Regions from separate parts of the Mus musculus genome. Here region 2 is linked to region 1. The links are chromatin loops, found by intact Hi-C in ENCODE. Cell type or tissue: gastrocnemius. All regions are shown on one strand. Links, peaks and the distances in the headings refer to the core of each region. The heading gives the core; the rest is flanking DNA. Region 1 has its middle 22 kb from the start of Gm36223. Region 2 overlaps Gm36535 (a long non-coding RNA gene).

The links. Hi-C counts contacts between places; a loop is a spot of excess contacts. Peaks named below come from ENCODE experiments on the same cell type or tissue, not always from the same donor. Only the 100,000 strongest peaks of a DNase experiment are listed, where the experiment ranks them.
Region 2: a loop joins it to region 1, with 2.4 times the contacts of the local background. A loop is called at or near these places in 2 of 42 quality-filtered maps.

The regions. Positions count from the first base shown.
Region 1 is chr5:111,526,369-111,535,287 of GRCm38, reverse strand. No RefSeq gene overlaps it. Among named protein-coding and RNA genes, the nearest start is that of Gm36223, 22 kb to the right of the region's middle. In gastrocnemius, for the core only: a CTCF peak has its summit at 4,231; DNase peaks (open chromatin) are centred at 2,539, 4,114 and 5,986; H3K4me3 peaks cover 1,116 bases; H3K27ac peaks cover 7,796 bases.
Region 2 is chr5:111,797,089-111,806,007 of GRCm38, reverse strand. Gm36535 (a long non-coding RNA gene) reads right to left here. Exons shown (of 2, transcript XR_003955955.1): 2 at 1-5,137. Among named protein-coding and RNA genes, the nearest start is that of Gm36535, 8.2 kb to the right of the region's middle. In gastrocnemius, for the core only: a CTCF peak has its summit at 5,229; DNase peaks (open chromatin) are centred at 5,857 and 6,144; H3K4me3 peaks cover 1,310 bases; H3K27ac peaks cover 7,053 bases.

The DNA of each region.
Region 1 (8,919 bases), core at 541-8,540:
CCTTCACCCCGAGCATGGAGGTCAGCAGGCTCACTCACACCTCCATCCATCACTCACTGACAGGGTCACAATAGTATCCATGGATGACTGTGCTCCAGGGAGCTCATAGTCTTCTAGGCAAATCAGGAAGGAGGTGGCAAAAACTGTGGGGACCCAGAGGAGGTTGCTACCCATCCTCCAGACTTGGCTGGCCTCCCAAAAATGACTCATCAGTGGGAATCAAGAGTAGGTGGGAGTCACCCAGGACAGAGGGGTGTCAGACTTGGAGGAGCCAGGTCACCTGGCTCATGGACCGCCTGGCCCTGGAATACCTTTCCCGATGTGTCTGCTGGCTTCTCTGCCCTCTGCACTTCCTGTGAGTCCTTCGGGCCTCAGTTTAAAACCCGCCCTGACTTCACACATGCACACACACTGAGACATAGGCTCCCGGGGGTCTTTCGTCCCTGCACATGCTCTCTCTTGTCTGCAGCAATATTGTATTACCCAACCCCAGCCCCAAGAAAGGACTGAGTAAATGTTTGTGGGCTGACTAAGCGTGAGTGACACAAAGACCCACCCATTTGGAAAGAGAAAGCCCTCCCGAACCCAGGGTGACCGGCCCTCCGTGGAGGACCATGGCTAACCCTGACACCATGTGTCTCTGTGGGCCACAGCAGAGGGGCCTGAAACCCTCTCACCTCTGCCCCTTCCTCGGCCATCTGTACAGTGGGATCTCCTGAAGGGTTAAACGCTGAGGTACAGTGAGGAGGCATCATTTGGGGGCTCCGTCACCCTAGTGTGGGGGATGTTGCCTCTCTACTCCTCAGAATATTGCCTCCTGGGCTGGGGTCAGAGGGTAACCTAGCAATCATCATCACCACGCAGGGAGGAGTTGGTCAGCGAGAAGCATTGATTGTGTGGTGACTGTGTAGCCACTAACAGTTCTGAGCTATTGAGGGAATCTGTGCTGGAGTTTAGTATGTCTGAGAGGTCATGGGACAGACTTGGGGCCCTTCCTCCACCCCTCCACCTCACCTCGGGACCTAGGATGCTTCATTCCCTCCCTGAGTGAGCTGGGTGGGTAGCTGGGTGTCTCTGCCCTTGCAATGTAGCCTATGTCTAGAGACAGCTGCTGCACAGTAAACAGAGCCTGTGGCCCTGCCTGAGGAGTCAACCTTCCTAGGCCTGCAGAATCCCATAAGAGGCCCTGTTTCAGACATGACCCTGAAGTTCGGGGTGAAGGGACTCACCCACGTCCATGGAGCCTCTCCCTGAGTTCTGGAGCTACAGTAGAGCTCAGAATCGACACTCAAAGAAGGCTCAACTGAGATTGCTCAGCAAGGTCATACATTCATTCAGCAAACATTCCCAGCTTTCTTAGAGGCATGAGGAGAGTCATGTGACCATCACCTCCTGGGTCCCATACTTCAAGTTCATTTAGTAGGACTTAAAAGGTTCTGGGGTAGACAACTGGGGACACCCACAGACAAAGCAGTGGTGCTCAGAAGAGGAGGAGGAGAAAGAAGAGGAAGAAGAGGAGGAGGAGGAAAAGGAGGAGGAAGAGGAGGGGGAGGAGGAGGAGCAAGAGGAGGAGAAGGAAGAGGAGGAGGAGGAGGAGGAGGGAGCTTAGGGATGGGAGAGAAGGAGGAACCATATATGCAGAAATCTAGGGGCCAGGAATTCCCAGGAACAGAGCACCACAAGAGGCCCAAATTACAGACAGGTGTGCAGCACACACACCATGCAGACAGCTTTGCCGTCACGGTCACACAGGTGCTCAGCTGATCCATCACCTGGTCATTCGGCAGCTCCTGGTGTGCTATGGAGGTAGATCCCTGAGAAGACATGAGGCAGAAACAGCTCTGAGCCTCTGGAAGGTACCATGGTGTGGCTCAACTGAGGTAATCCAGCCTCTGTCCCAGTCAAGAGGAAAGAAAGTCCAGGGTTTTCTATGCAGCTGGGCAGACACTGTCCATCTGTTTGTCTGCCCACCTATCCGTACAATTCATATGCCTATCTGTCCATCCATCTATTCAATTCATGATTTTACCAGCCTTCATAACACAACTAAACAGCTTAGCCCAGCCCCCCAGGTTCATAGGCCAGAGTGGAATAAATTGCTTCAGATGTGTGTTTGAGGGTTTCTAAGCTGGTGACAGAAGCCCCCATTGCTTTCTGACTTCTGACCTGAGTCCCCAGAAACAGCTTAGGCCACTACCTAACCGGGATGGAAAATGGGCCCACCTGATAGCCATCTTTAGAACTTTGTGCAGAGCTGCAGAGGAGCCGGCCAAGTCAGGTGGGTACCGGAGTCAGGGTACAGCTGATCTCAACTCTATTTTAGTTTCTGGTATGTCCCTGGAAGGCCTGGGGTGGGAGGCTGGGGTTTTACGAGAGGGATTTGCAAGGCTATTTTCAGTAAGGATGGAGGACCAGTGAGGCCCTCTCCAGTCCAGCAGGCATAGAGGCTCAGAAACCTAATCTTGGCCATCACCCACCCAGGAGCAGAGCTGAGCTGGCATCTGCTCCTGAACAGTTTGCAGGCAGAGCTCCAACTGATGAGGACAGGGCCTGACCCATCCCACAGACAGGGACATCGAGGCTTGGAGAGGCTGGCACCATAGCCCTGCTCTTCCCCAGGTCCCAGGACAATAAGCTATTTCTGTTCCAAAAGCTGTCCCAGGCCTGGCCGGTGCCGCGCCAAGCCACCATTAATCAGAAATGGCGATACATCATGCTGCCAACAGGCAGGATGGTGGTAGGCGCCTGTGTGTGCCAGGCTCCACTCCAAGCACAGCACAGATTTCACCATCAACCTGTTTTTGCCCTCCAGAACACACAGAGAACAGGGCTGTGCCCATTAGACAGAAGAGATTTGGTCATCACGCTCCTGGGAGACAGACAGAAGACTTGAAGTTCAGCAATCCCCCTGCCTCTGCAAGCCCCATCTATCCTAACACTGTACCCCGTGGCTGTGATCTGAGGATGACAAGATCCGAGACATCCTTGGGCAGCTTCACACTGAGATAGAAATAAACCCAAATGAACTATGAAATGGGGCCATAAATAAAGCCTGGAATTGAATTCTACCCTGAGTTGGCTTGGCTGTAGCCTCCCCTGGGGTCATTGGCCTTCCTGAACCTCAGTTTACCCTTCTGAGAAATTGGAGCCCATCTTCTCACCCTATATGCTCCCCCAAACAACATCATCATCATCAACAACAACAAAACGATTCTCTCTGTGGTCAGATTTGGAATCTGGAGCCCAGAAGACAGGCAAGGCTGGGGTTGAATGAGCACTTAGAAACTGTCCCAGTTCAAAGGACAGTTAAAAGGGCAGAGGGCTCTCTGCCTCCCACACAACTTTTCTCAAGAACGGAAATCAGGAGAGCATGAATCCAGGGTGTGACCTGTAACAGCTGTGCAGCCTTGAGCTAGTAACCAAACCTCTCTGAACCTGCCTCTTCTCAGCCTCAGAGTAGGAGGACAGCCACAACCAGGGTTGTGAGAAGCCAGTAGAGGGTTCCTGTAGGGTTCCTTTGTAAGAAGGCACCAGCAGCTCAGGTGACAGCAAGGACCAAATAAGCATGATCCCCACCGCCCACACCACTTCCTTGCTCACTTGCACAATGGTTGAGCAGAAGCAATCCCACTGTTCCATGTCACCCATAAGTCTGAGAAAGAGCCAATATGGGGGTCGAAGTAGGGTCCCCCGGGACGTGAGGCAAGGGAAAGTGCAGGGCTGATGCTGGCGGACCAATGGAAAGAGGACTAGTGAGCACACACTGAGAAGAAAGGCCAAGTGAAGGAGCCACGCAAGGGAGCGCATGCAGCTGCAGCCCATGTGGGAAGGGAAGCTCTTCCCTGCAAGGCTTGCAGGAGTGAGTGAGCGTTTTTCTCTGCCCGTCCCATTAATCTGTTTGCTGTGTCCTGTTCCCGCCCTCCCACCTCCTGTGCCTGTTCATCCCGGGCTCACTCCCTCTCCTGAGGGCTCCACGGGTCATTAAAACCGAAACAAGTCCGGCTCTGATGGTTAAACCAGATGCCAGGCGCGTCCTGCCGGCCCCTCTCGGGGTCAGACCGTGGGGGGCCTAGGTTCCCAAGGGGGACGGGCCAGACGAGGGGAAACCCAACCCGAGACACATGGAGATCATTTGCCAGAAGAATGGGATCCGTGACCAGCTCCAGCAGAGGGCAAGGAGGGAGAGAGGGGGTAAGGGCATTGGGGCCAGGCCAAACTGGGCGCCACCCTGTGCTGAGACTGGCTCAGCCCAGTGCAGACTCCTTCCCTCCCCCATCTCACCAAACTCGGCCAGGCCTCCAGGCCCTCCGGCCCCCCTGTGTCCTCTCCAGTGTGCCAAGGACTGAAAGAAAGCATTCGCAGCCTCTGACCCCCTGAGCAGCTCGGGCCCTCAACAGATAGCTGATACATAGAAGATGAAAACCAAGGCTCAGAGAGGTCATGTGATTTTCCAAAAGACACACAGCAAATCAGTCAGGATTTTCCCAGAAGGCTCTGGGTAGCGTGTTCACTAAGAAGGGATGGAGTGACCTGGTCACTATTTGACAAACCTTTCACACTGTACCTTCATGCCCCCTGAGATACGTCTCCCGCCCATGGCTGGCCCCCATTTGCTTGTCCATTTCTTTAATAACAGTTGTGTTCAATACAACTCAGGTCCCATACGTTTACCTGCACAAGCTGGATGGTGGTTCTGATACATTGTATCATTTGTTTTAACTTTTGGTAAATTATAACATTTGTCATTTGAAATTCCCCTCACTGTTTAGCCCAGCCTGACCTTAGACTCTCAGCAATCCTCCTGACTCAGCCTTTACATCTGATAGTTTTGAGCTTATTTGGTGACATCTGAGTGGCACCAATTCATTCCTGACAGCACCCAGCTCTCACCTTCAAGTGTCTCACACTAGTCTCCTGCCTCCCATGTACCAAGTTCTGATTCTCTTTTTCCCTCTGTGGTTGCTTCAGGCTCCACTTTCTTGTCCATGAACCTGCAGCCGATGGGTACCAAGTAACTGAACCTTCCAACTGTCACGACCATTTGCAACCTTGTTACCCCTCTGGAGGGAAACCATGAGGTCATAGGATGAATCTATAATGGGTGTCCTCACCATCCCTGAACCATAGCTCAGCCTGCACAAGGTGGTGGGGAACCAGCCCCCATCATCTCTTGCTTGGACACCTCACTGCCCCACTGCCTCTGCCTCAGCTCTTCCACTGGCTCATCCCAGCCACCAGTGACCCCTGCCTAGACCCACATTGCTCTCTGAAGACATTTGTTAGGAGCCATATTCACAGTGGAACTGCTTATGTCCCGTGTCTGCCTCTATCCACCAAGCACAACTCATCCCTCACATGCTATCTGCTGACTTATCTGATCCTGTGGGTGCTTTGGGACTGGAGATTGTATCTGATGTGTATCTCCCCAGGGTCCTGAGAGCACAAGAGGTCCTCTATAAGTAAATATCGCTTGTTGAAAAAAAGAAATTGAGGCTCAAAGAACCGGCCTGTCTGAGGAGGCACAGTCAGATGCAGAGTGACCAGAAATGGCTCTGTCTGCAGAGACAAGTCAGCCAGGTGCCCAACAGGTGCTCACCGCACAGCACCATCGGACTGCCTTGGAGTCAGCTCAAACCCTGCCTCTAGCTTGTTGGACCTCTCAAGACTGTTGCCCTCTCTGTGCCTTGATTACCACAGTCTTAAAAGGCGTGATCCCTAGTCCCTGCTTGGTGGAATTTGGTGGTTATTTGCCCCCATTTCCCCTTCCTAAGATCCCTTGTCCCAGCTGGCCCCTCCTGCCCGCAGGTTAGATGGACACAGTGGGGGTTGCAGGCAGGGAAAGCCACCGCTGGCAGCTCTTTCCCCTGAAAGGGGCCCCTCAGCCCCTCAGGCCTAGCTTCATATCAGGAACAAAGACCTTGTGGACATTCAAAGCAAAGCTCTGGGCTGGAGGCCAGAGTGGGCGGCCACAGAGATGGCCACGGGGCTCGTGGCGGGATGGCCAGTGACTGGAAGCTGTCCCTATCCATCAGTCAGCGGTGACAGCTCCTGGGGCCTTGCAGCCCCCCTATGGTCCAGCCAGCTGACCCTCCTCCTTCCCTGCCTCGTGGCCCCAGCCAGTGACCTGAATAGCAGATCCTTGTGAGCAGTGACAAGCCTTTGCTCCAGGCTTCTGCTCCTTCCCGCTACATCCCAAACACAGAGAGAAATGAGACAGACACCCATACCACACTTACCCTGCTGGGGAACTGAGTCCTAGGAGTCCAGCAGATGGAAAGAACTTGGCTTGGCCTGCAGACAGCCCACTGAGTGCCCTGGGCATGCCTTGCTTCCTATCTGGGCCTCAGCCCCAACACACACACACCACACATGCACATACACATATACACACAGCACACACATTCACATGCACATACACACAACACACATACACATATACACAACACATACAGATACACACAGCACACACATGCACATACATACAACACACATGCACACACACATGCACACAATACACATATATACACAACACACACATGCACACACACATATACATACACACATCCATATCCACACACACGTGCACACTTTGTGGTTGGATTGTCATCTCCAAGCCTTTGTGGATCTGGTGATGCTGGAGTAGTTGGTGTGTACCACAGAGACATGGTGCTGCTGATGGGCTCAGGGGACTCTGCTTACTCTTGCTGTGGTCCCCAGACAAGTTATTGAATGTCTCTGCGCTGTGTCCCCCTGCTAGACTGTAAAAGCAAAGGGGGAAATAGGGTTGGTGTAGGGAAAGGCTTCTGGGCAAAGGAAACAGCTGGGGTGGATGCTCAGAGTCCAGACCACATTGAGAGCATTTCAGGCATGTGGTGGAAGCCACTCTACCTATAGCAGGGCAGGGAGGGAACTGGACCATGGCCGTGAGCTCACATTGGCTCTTTCTTCACAGAGTGGCCAGAGACTTGAGACGCGAGAGCGATGCCATAGTCTGTCTCTTAGAGGGAAAGAAGGGCTGAGCTGTAAACCTAGAGTGTCCCTGGGAGGAAGGACACCCGGACCTGGGCACTGTGTCACCACTGTCACTGTGGGGCCATGCGGGTGTCGTCCGGCAGCTGTTGTTGATTCCTGTCAGCAGGTGCTTTTCCTTTAGAAGCATGGGAAGCCAGGGGTGTCAACTGGTCCAGGAGTTCCTACAGCCTGGGTGGTAAAGGGGGAAAAAACCCAGCTACACACCCGTCACTGGGAGGATGACCCAATGTGTAGTGACATATCCGTGCTGTGGAATAGCCCATCGCCGTGGCCTTGTGTCAACTGGAGCATCACGTATCAACAAGGATCAGGCTCAAAATAGGACTTTGAGCCAAAAACGTACCCACAGGACATGCATCCGGGAGGAGCATGCTTACAGAACGCTTTAATACAGTCTAGTCACGCCCCATATCCTGAGCGCAGAGGAGACAAGCAATGTGGGAAGGATGAAGCCAAGGCAGGATGGTGGACATCCTACTGGCCACCAGAACACTTGCTTGCTTTCCCTTTATTCCTACTGTGGTCCTCACACTCCCAGGACTGCTCCCTTCTTACCCCTCTTGGCTCCTTTGCCTTTTCTAGGTCATTCCTGAGGTCAGATGTGGGGGGTTGCCTGTAGCTGTGTGCCAGCTCCCTGGGCCTAGGATGTATGTAGTAGGTGCTCAAAAAGCTGATGGTGTTGGTGGGAGGGATAAGGAAGGCTCCCCAGAGGGAGGCATCGACCGTGTGAATAGCACAGGAGCCTGGGTAAAGGCAAAGACTGGGACAGAGGCAGAAGATCGCTGGTTCCTACCCTTGGCCTCCATGCCCCACCACGCTGAACACGTTTCTGGGTTCCCAGACCCACTCTGGAGCAGGAAGGGACCCTGTGCCATCAGGGAAGATGGAAGGTCTGAGCATGGCCACCCAGACACAGGAGGCACCTGGCTGCTGTCAAAACCAGTTTTTGCCTCTGAGGCAGAGAGCTCAGAGACTGATCCTTGCACAGCTGTGCCTCCTGCCCACCATGGCTTCCCCTTGGAGTCCAAGGTCAAGGTATGCCCTCAGCACCAGCATGCCTCCCAGGAGTTCCAGACACTGCCAACTCTATATCTCCTGTTACCTCCAGTGCCACACTGAGCCCTCCTCTTAGGGGCAATACCTTCCCTCCTGAGTGTTCTTCTCTGTCCCCCACTGACCCCAGGCCCCAGTGCCACTGCTCCAGCTGTGACCTCCAGCATTTCCACTATTCAAATTCATGGATTTTGAATATGCCAACCCCTTCCTGCTGCCTTCTCCCCTCCTCCAGCACAAGCATCAGTCCTGACTGCTCCCTTTTGTAGGTGTTCCTCTGACAGGCTCACAACCCCACCATAGCTTCGGGGTGCCTGGCACTGGCCCCCAAGAAACCAGCTCCAGGACAGCAGGGGTTTTTCTCAAAAGGTTCAACAATAGACCCAGGGCATATACAGGCTCAGCTCCTGTGAATGAACAACCAAGTGGGCAAATGAATAAATGAATGGGTTAGTGTGTGAGCAAACTAGTGGATCTGAGTGAATGGACAAATGGGTGAATAGGTGAATGGATGAGCGAATAACTGAGCAAAAGAATGTGTGGATGAGTGAGTGAATGAATAGTTGAATGAGTAAATGAATGAGTGGATGGATGAATTAATGAATGAGTGAGTGAATGGATGAATTAATGAATGGGTGAGTGAATGAGTGGGTGGGTGAGTTAATGAATGGGTGAATGAATAAGTGGGTGGATGAATTAATGAATGAGTAAATGAATGGATGAATTAATGAATGAGTGAGTGAATGGATGAATTAATGAATGGGTGAGTGAATGAGTGGGTGGGTGAGTTAATGAATGGGTGAATGAATAAGTGGGTGGATGAATTAATGAATG
Region 2 (8,919 bases), core at 331-8,330, 270 kb before region 1:
GAATCGTGTGTTAATCAGAAACACACCGTCCGCATTGTCAACACTTTGTTTAACCACTTCTATAAATTCACCATTAGTGTTAGAGCAGTCCCCGGTTGATGGATGGAGTCGTCGGCTGCCCTCGACAGCCAAAGCCCATAAAACTAAGTCCGGGGCTCGAGACTCCAAAGTCAGAGACACTCGACACCAACCCAGGCTTGTGATGTGTAGACAGTGATGCCGCTCTGGGCTGGAAGGAACGGTGGGTCCCCCAGGAAGCTGACGCAGAGAGAGGAGAGAGCTTCCCACCAGGATCCTGCAGAAGTTTTTGGAGAAGTCTCAACCCCAGAGATTCTGAACGTGCCTGGAAAGAGGTCAGAATGGAATTTCCATCATCTGAAGGGTGGCTACCAAATACTGAAGGTGGCAGGCTCAGACAGAGATGATGCACTTGACTGTAACAAGGAGCAGGAGCCTCCCGTCCATCCATCTGTTTGTCTGTCTGTTGTCCTGGGCTCTGTCCTTGGCTGAGAGACACACATCTGTAACCTTCCCTGGGGAAGCTATCCTTGTGCCCTGTTGGGTACCACAAGGAACAAGGAGGTGGCTTCGGGGTCAACGAGGGACACAGACCTCCTAGTGCAGTCCTGCTAGAGGAATGGGGAACAGAGACAAGAATTCACTGTGGGGCCTCTGACTCATGCAGGAGGTCAGGGAACGTACTATTTAGGATACCCAGACGATGAGACAGAGAGAGCTGAAGTCCTGAAGGCTCTCAGACACGAAGGAGGGGCCTGGGGCTGCAGGTGGGTGTGCTTCTTTGGGGGCCTGGGAAGGAGAGAGTGGCCAGGAGCAACGTTGGAAGGAAGGGCAAGGGACAGGGCATGCATAAGCTTTCAAGCCTCTTTATTCGAGTGAGGGAAACTGAGGCAATAAGTGGGCCAGCAACATCCAGGTGATAGCCAATCACAGAGAGCCATCAACCCCAGTTCCTGTCGCCCTCAGGCTCTGGAGACCCAGAGATAATATTGCTCAGGAATGAGGCATAAGGACCCCAGCACATGATCTTCAGCCTGACTTCCTTCTGGGGTCCCCGATTCAAGAACAGACACAGAATGGAGACCCAGGTCTGGCAGCCACCCCCATCCCATCCTCCCCAGACCCACCAAGCTCTCCATCCACACCCAGGCTCCTCCCAAGGGCCAGCTTTTCCAGAAACACAAGCTGAGCAAAACAGAACCCCTCCCTGGGCCCGACTGAAATAAGAACCCAAGCAGCCGTGCACTTTCTTGGAGAGCACTGCAGAGCCTCCTGCCGACTCTGGACACATCCAAGATGGGTTTGCTAAAATAATAATCTTTAGGAACCCAATTGGCTCGGCTGCCAAAAGTCTTGCATGAGAGCTTCACGTACCCCCATCCCTGACCCAGAAACCTGGCTATGAGGTAACTCATTCCAGCAGCCAGAGGAAGCTGCTCCCTGCCCCCCTTTCTTTCTTCATCCTTGCTGCCCCCATCTCTCCCCTTCCTCTCTCTCTCTTCTCACTGAATTGATGCTATAGCCCCAAACTCTCAGTTACTCAAGAAGCTGAGGCAGGAGGATTGAGCTCAATCAACCCTCCTCAAGCTACAGAGTGAGTTCAAATCCAGCCTGGGCAACTCAGTCAACCTCTGTCCAAAAGCAAAAGGAAAAAAAACAAAAACAAAAAAATGGACTGAGCTTCAGGTAGTGTTGCTAATGCTGAGGCCATGGGTTCAAATCCCTGTATGGGGACAAGTGACTACCCCATGGAGTGTTCTAGAGATAGGCTGTCACAGACACAGCCATAGTGTGTTTAAGGTGAGGATCAAGGTGGGTGTGTGGGAGAGATAAATCCACTGTATGCCTTCAGCTCCATTCTACATGGGTCAAAAGGAGCCTTGAGGTAGAGGGCCCATGGGCTCTGGAAGACAGAGCCCTGTCTCTCCTGCCTCTGCCTACTTAACTTTCTAGGCTACCAGGCTACATGTACCAGCTATGATTGGCTAACTCCAAAGGACTGTACCAGCTATGGCTGGCTCACTGCACGCCACACATAGGAGCCCCAGGAAGGACACGACACTTCTCCTCCCACACCAGGGGACCCTGGGGATTTCCACTAAGCAGCTGTAGAGGAAGGATATCACTAAGAGGGTGGGCTTTATAATTATCATGGTTTTGCTGTGCTGAGGATTGAACCCGGGTGCTTGCGTTTGGCAGACCCTACTAAGTCCTGAGACGGCTGGGGAGGAAGACATGGGGCGCTGTAGACAGCTCACCTGGCTGCTCCTGTCTGACTTACGGGATGGCTCTGGAAGCCTTGTCCTTTTTGCCTCCTGCAGATCAGTCCCAATGTGACCCCCTAACCCTAACCCTAACCCTATCCCTATCCCTATCCCTATCCCTATCCCTATCCCTATCCCTATCCCTATCCCTATCCCTATCCCTACCCCTAGCCCTAGCCCTAGCCCTAGCCCTAGCCCTAGCCCTAGCCCTAGCCCTAGCCCTAGCCCTAGCCCTAGCCCTAGCCCTAGCCCTAGCCCTAGCCCTAACCCAACCTCACCCTCTTTCAACGGGTGCCAGTAAACAAGGTCTCCATGTGCCTTTGCCTTACAGATGAAGGCACCAAGTCCAGGTACTCCACTGAAGCCACATGGCTCCTGAGGCCAGGGGAAAAGGACACTAGGCCATGAAGTGACCTCAGCGAGGCCCCCATACCCCATGAGTATTGAGGCCTAGTGGCATGCTGTAGAGAGCTGGTAGCCTCTCTCTTAGTGCTAGCATGGACTCTGTCCTTCATTCTGACTTTGCCGGTTCCTTGTTATGTGGCCCTGGGCAAGTTGTTGTTTTTCTCTTGAGTCTTTGCTTTCCTCGTCTTAAAAATAGAATTACAGGCACCCTTTAATGGCTAAGTTAGGGACATAAGAGACAAGTCAGATAAAACCCCAGACACTGGGAGGTTCCCTCAAAGGCCATTCCCTCTATGGCATTTCTGTTTCTTCCTCATGGGTGATAGATACACTATTGACTCAGCCATTTAGCCTGGATGCCCCCCCACCACTGGCCTCTCGCCCCACATTTCTCCGCAGTGTAGAATGATATTAAATCAGAGAACCCAGGGCTTGTCTGTCGCAGAAGCTCTGGGGATGCTTTGTGCGCACTGTCTCTGCAGGGTTTCAAGCTTCCCTTAGAATGCAGAAAGCTTTCCCTCCTTGGAGCACAGGGAGATATGGGGGATGGGGTACTTCTCTGAGCAGTTGGACATCACAAGATAGCACTAGCCTTGAAGCCTCTGAGTGAGATCAAGCCCCTAGGTTTTCATCCTGGGTTGCCATTCATTTATTCCTGAAGATGCCAAGATATAGCTATGGTCACTGTTCGTGTTTTAGTAGTAGGGTATTTTTCAACTTGAGGGGGATTTTCAAGAGATGTGTGTAGCTGTGACTAGGGTTGTATCTGTGCCTACTTGACTTCTGAGATCCACCTCTGTCTACTCTCGTTGTCCAGGACTCCCTTTGGTTCTCAGGGTCAGACACACCCAATCTGTGAGGCATCATTTCAGAAGGAGACTGGAGAAGAGGGAATGACCATCTGGTGCCATGCACCTGGCTGAGAGCAGCCCAGTGTGGACCCTGATCTGCTCCCTGGGGTTCCCAGCAGGACCAAGCTCCCCGTGTCTGCCATAGTCATCTGTTCCTGAACATAGGGACCAGGTCTTTATTTCCTGCCGCTCACTGCCCTGGATTCCAGCATCCTGAATTCACCTTGAAAAGAAGCCACCCACACCAGATCCTTCTCTGTAGCTCTGCCCCAACAGTGACTTCAGATACTCCTATAGACTGACATCATTCCCATTCCAGAGATAGAAGATGTGGGGCCAAGGGGCTGGGGAGTGTGTTCAAGGTCACAGAGCTCTGGAAGTCACAGAACCCTCTCTGTTGGTTAAAATGGTAATGGTGTTTTTGTTTGTTTTAAAAGATACATTTGTTTGTTTGTTTGTTTATTATATGTAAGTACACTGTAGCTGTCTACAGACACCCCAGAAGAGGGCATCAGATCTCATTACGGATGGTTGTGAGCCATCATGTTGTTGTCGGGATTTGAACTCAGGACCTTCGGAAGAGTAGTCAGTGCTCTTAACCACTGAGCCATCTCTCCAGCCCCCAAAATGGTAATGTTGTTGAATGGACAGTCTCCAGCATCACCTAGGAGTCAGACCTCTGGGCCTGTCTGTGACGGAATTTCTAAGGTTAGGTTAACTGAGATGGGAGATACACTCTAAATGTGAAAACCACCATCCCTGGGCTAGGATCCAGGCCTGGATACAAAGAAGAAATTGAACTGAGTACCAGCATTTGTGACTGTGGATGCCATGTGTGGTCTGCTTTCTCATGCCTTGTCTTTCCTGATGGGCATGATGTCCTCAATCGGGGACAGAATAAAACCCTTCTCCTTCTGATGGCTCTTGTAGGATATTTCTTCACAGCAATGAAAAAAAAAAACAAACTATTCTAAGCTCTCTAGAGCCCTGCCCTTTAAGCTTCCTCACTACTGCACCAGCCATCGGCGCTGGAAAGCATTTGTCCCAGGGCCTTTATTGTGTGCAGAGGAAACCTCAACCCCATCTGAGACAGGCTTGGTGATAATGCTGTTCTCAGAGGAACTGGGGTCCATGAGACACAGCTGGGAACATGTACTACAGCAGGAGAATTGGGGGAACCCTGAGACACAGCTGGGGACACACACTGCAGCAGGGGACATGGGGACCCTGAGGCACATCTAGGGACATGCACTGCAGCAGGGAACATGGGGTCCCTGAGGCACAGCTGGGACATGCACTGTAGCAGGGGAATTGGGGGACCCTGAGCCACAGCTGGGACATGAACTGCAGCAGAGACAGGCTTGGTGATAGCTTTGTTCTCAGGGGAAGTAGGGTCCCTTAGGCACAGCTGGGGACATGCACAGCTCCAGCTTGTCTACCCTCGATCCAACTTACCATGTGGCCGATGGAGAAGCCTAGAGGAGTATGGAACTCGGGCAGAAGCCAGCTTCTCTCTGTGGATCTGAGCTTCCTGACTATTGATGTCCCCGAGCTTGAGACTCAGTTTCCCCACTTTCAAAGTAGAGACCTCCCGATGACCTAGGAATAACTTCCGTGTACAGAACAGTCGACACTTTATGAGGTGACCCTCACAAGCCACTCAGCACAGCGCCCCACCATGGCAGTTGGGGGACACACACTCTGTAGCATCTATCTCGAATGAGCCCTGTGAACAACCTGGTTCATGATGACAGGATGCAGCCACCATGCGCAGGGTCCCTGAGTGAAGACGTGACAGAGTTGAGCAAAGGGTGTGTCTGGAGCACAGCGGACGCTCTGCGAATGAGCACTAACATCCGTGTCAAGTGTTATTAATTGTTATCAACATCACAGACACTGCTGACATCTGTATTGGGTACCTAACATTCACAGTCTAGGAGAAATGATCTCTGAGTTCCTGACATCTGGGGACTCTGCACATCACAGGGGAGAGGATGCTTCCATTCAAGGGGTTTCCTTCAAGAATAATGAGGCCATCGTTTGATGGGTCAAACACCAGGGACCCTGGTATGTGAGAATCCAGAAAAGAAAAGAATGACCCTTAGGATCAGTGTCTCCCAAGCACGGCCAGGGGTTGACTTACACTGTTGATCTGACGCTCAAATGGAACTGGGTGTCCTGTGTTTCCACTTGCTAGACCATAAAACCACTGGTATCCATGACAACAGCTCCTGTAACTTGAGGAGCCCAGTGACTCCCCAGGCTGCAGAGCTGGCCTGCCAAGGCTCTTGGCCTAGGCCCTGGGCTCAGTCACTTCCTGTGGCTGGCTGTCTTGAGCAGGGCTGGGCTTCTCTGCTCAAGTCGCATTAGGCCAGCTGTCTTGACTCCTGCGTCCTGGTGGATTCTAAAGTCTGTGGACGATTTTGTACAAAACTCAGGAACGTGGACCTTGCTGTGTGCACTTCAGGGTCCCAGGCGAGCCACCTGCTCTGGCACACCGTGGTTGGGTCCCCGGGCCCCGGCTGTGGTTGTAATATGACCCAGTCCAAGGCAGACGGGTGCTGACTTGCAGTGAGCAAAGCAGCCAGGACAGAGCAGCGTGGAGAAGGAAAAGAATCCGAGATGAGGCAAGCCTGGCCTCGGGTGACCTGGCCCGAAGGCGGCCAGCCAAAGCTGGGTGTGGAGACCTTCCTACGCACATCCTAGGCTGGCAGAAGGCTCTTGAGGTCAATGCCAAGGTCAAAAGCAGGCACTGAGTCACCTGGAGATGGGATTCAGGACTCTCTGTCCCAGCCCCAGCCTGGCCTCTTTCTCTGGCTTGTTGCTCTTCTCCTCCCTCTAGGCTGCCTCTGCCGAGAGAGGGTCCCTGAGTGGGTCCCTCCAGCCAATACTCTGGAGGCATCCCACCCTGGACTCGTGCTTTTAAAGCTGGTTTCTCTGAGTTACAGGCCAGAACTGGGTTCCCAAGCCAGGCTCTCATCACAGGAGAGGCATGGCTAGTGACCTTCAACTGTGGACCTTATTCAAACAGTGCACAAAACTCTGATCCTAAGGAGAGGCTCAAGCTGCAGATAAAAACCCCTTCCTTCCTTTTCTTCTCTCACTTCTCTCCCTCTGCCTTTCTCCCCCTGTCTCCCTCTCTTGAGGAAGGAAGGGCTCTTAGGAATGAGACAATTTACAAAAGGTTCTGCACAGCCAAGGCATCTCTAGAGCATTCTCAGGGCTCAGAATGATCGGAGGCAAGGAAGGCAGAGCGCCTGGCCAAAGGCCTGCAGCTCCATACGAGGGCTCTGCCGTGGCTGTGCAGCCTCTAAGGGTTTTGCTCTCCTGGTTTGGTTTGGATTAGATCAGAGGGGCCAGTCTGGGGGCCTAGTTGAATATCCCTGTGCTAGCCCATCCCTGAGAGTGCTGGTGCTGGGACATGGAGAAGAACAAAGTATAAGGACCCATAAGGACCATCCATGGGTGTAAGTAGGAGGTGACGCCCGCTGGGGAAGCCCCGGGGTCGGTGGGAAGGCACAGTATAAATGTGTCCATCATGGGGAGGATACCCCACCACCTTCCAAGCCACTAGAACCAGGAACCCACTATGTTGGAGGAAAGAAACTTTGGAATCTTCTGTGGGTGCAAGGCAGAGTCCTGGTCCCCTTCCTCTACTGATTCAGACTTAGACTCACACTATCTGTCTAGAGATATAACATATCGGCCAGTCTTTAACAGACATTCACGCTGCCCTGGTGTGTAGAAGTGTTTCCAAGCTTCACCTATACTGAGAGAATTGGAGTTCAGAGAAACAGTGAGCCACGTGAGAACACACAGCAGGATTCCCTGGGAACCAGAAGACAGGACAGGCTTGTTCTGGAGTGGATGGATGGATGGATGGATGAGTGGACACAGACAAATGGATAGATGGATAGATAGCTAGATAATAGGTGAAGAGATGGTAGATAGATGATAGATTAGATAGATGACAGATTGATAGAGGGATTCATAGATAGATAATAGATAAATAGATACATTATGATAGATTAGATAAATAGATGGTATGTTGATAGATACATAGATAGATGATTGATAGGTTGATAGATTGATAGGCAAATACATAGGTAGATGATAGAGATAGATGGATGGATAGATAGATAGATAGATAGATAGATAGATAGATAGATAGATGATAGACGATCGACTGATAAACACATAGATGATCAACAGATAAACACATAAATAGATGATAAATAGGTAATAGGTGGGTAGACAGGTTATAGATAGATCGATAGATGGATGGGTGGGTGGGTGGGTGGGTGGGTGGATGGATGGATAGATAGATAGATAGATAGATAGATAGATAGATAGATAGAATAGGTAGATGGATGGATGGATGGATGGATGGGTGGATGGATAGGTGGATGGATAGGTGGGTGAGTGGATGGGTGGGTGGGTGGATAGATGGAATGGATGGATATAGATAGATGGATAGGATAGGATAGATAGATAGATAGATAGATAGATAGATAGATAGAATAGGTAGATGAATGGGTGGATGGATGGATGGATGGATGGATGGATGGATGGATGGATAGGTGGGTGAGTGGATGGGTGGGTGGGTGGATAGATGAATGGATGGATATAGATAGATGGATAGATAGATAGATAGATAGATAGATAGATAGATAGATAACTGGATTAACAACTTAAAGGAATGGGATAATGAATTAATGTAAACACAGATAAATAAATAACAACCTGTTTGGAGTTTGTGAAGAGATGAGTCTGGGTTGGGGATGGTTGAGACAGAACTGTCCTGACTCATTTGACAACACCCTAGCTGTCCAAACTGTGCAGTTTCGGCCCTACAGTTTCTGGCCCTACAGTAGATTGAAGCTTTTACTTTTTTTTTTTTTTTTTTTTTTTTGCTTTGTTTGTTTGATTAGTTGGTTGGTTAGTTTTTTTTAATTCTACATGCTAACAGAGAACAGTCACAGAGCTCTTCCTCTTCCAGATGCCTCTTAAGTAGCACCAACCTCTGCCAGGCAGCCAGGTATAGGCCAGCAGAAGCCTCTGTGCAGGGAGAACTCAGTGCAGAAAGCCAGGGACGGAGTGGACAGGCATCCTGATCCTCTAGGGAGATGGATCAGGCTACAAACCCCAGCTCCAGAGGCCACACTGACCTGACCTGAGATATTCACTGATCCTTGTAACAGGCTGTGAGGATGGGTATAGCCGGCCCTCGTGGAATTAACCCATAGTGGGGGAAACAAAATCTTGCAAGTCAAGACAATATCCCTGACATTCGAATAAAGGTGTAGAAAGAATGAAGTATAATTACTGTGCAACAGGCTACCCAGAGCCTAGTAGCACACCCATCATGGACGCCTGGTGAG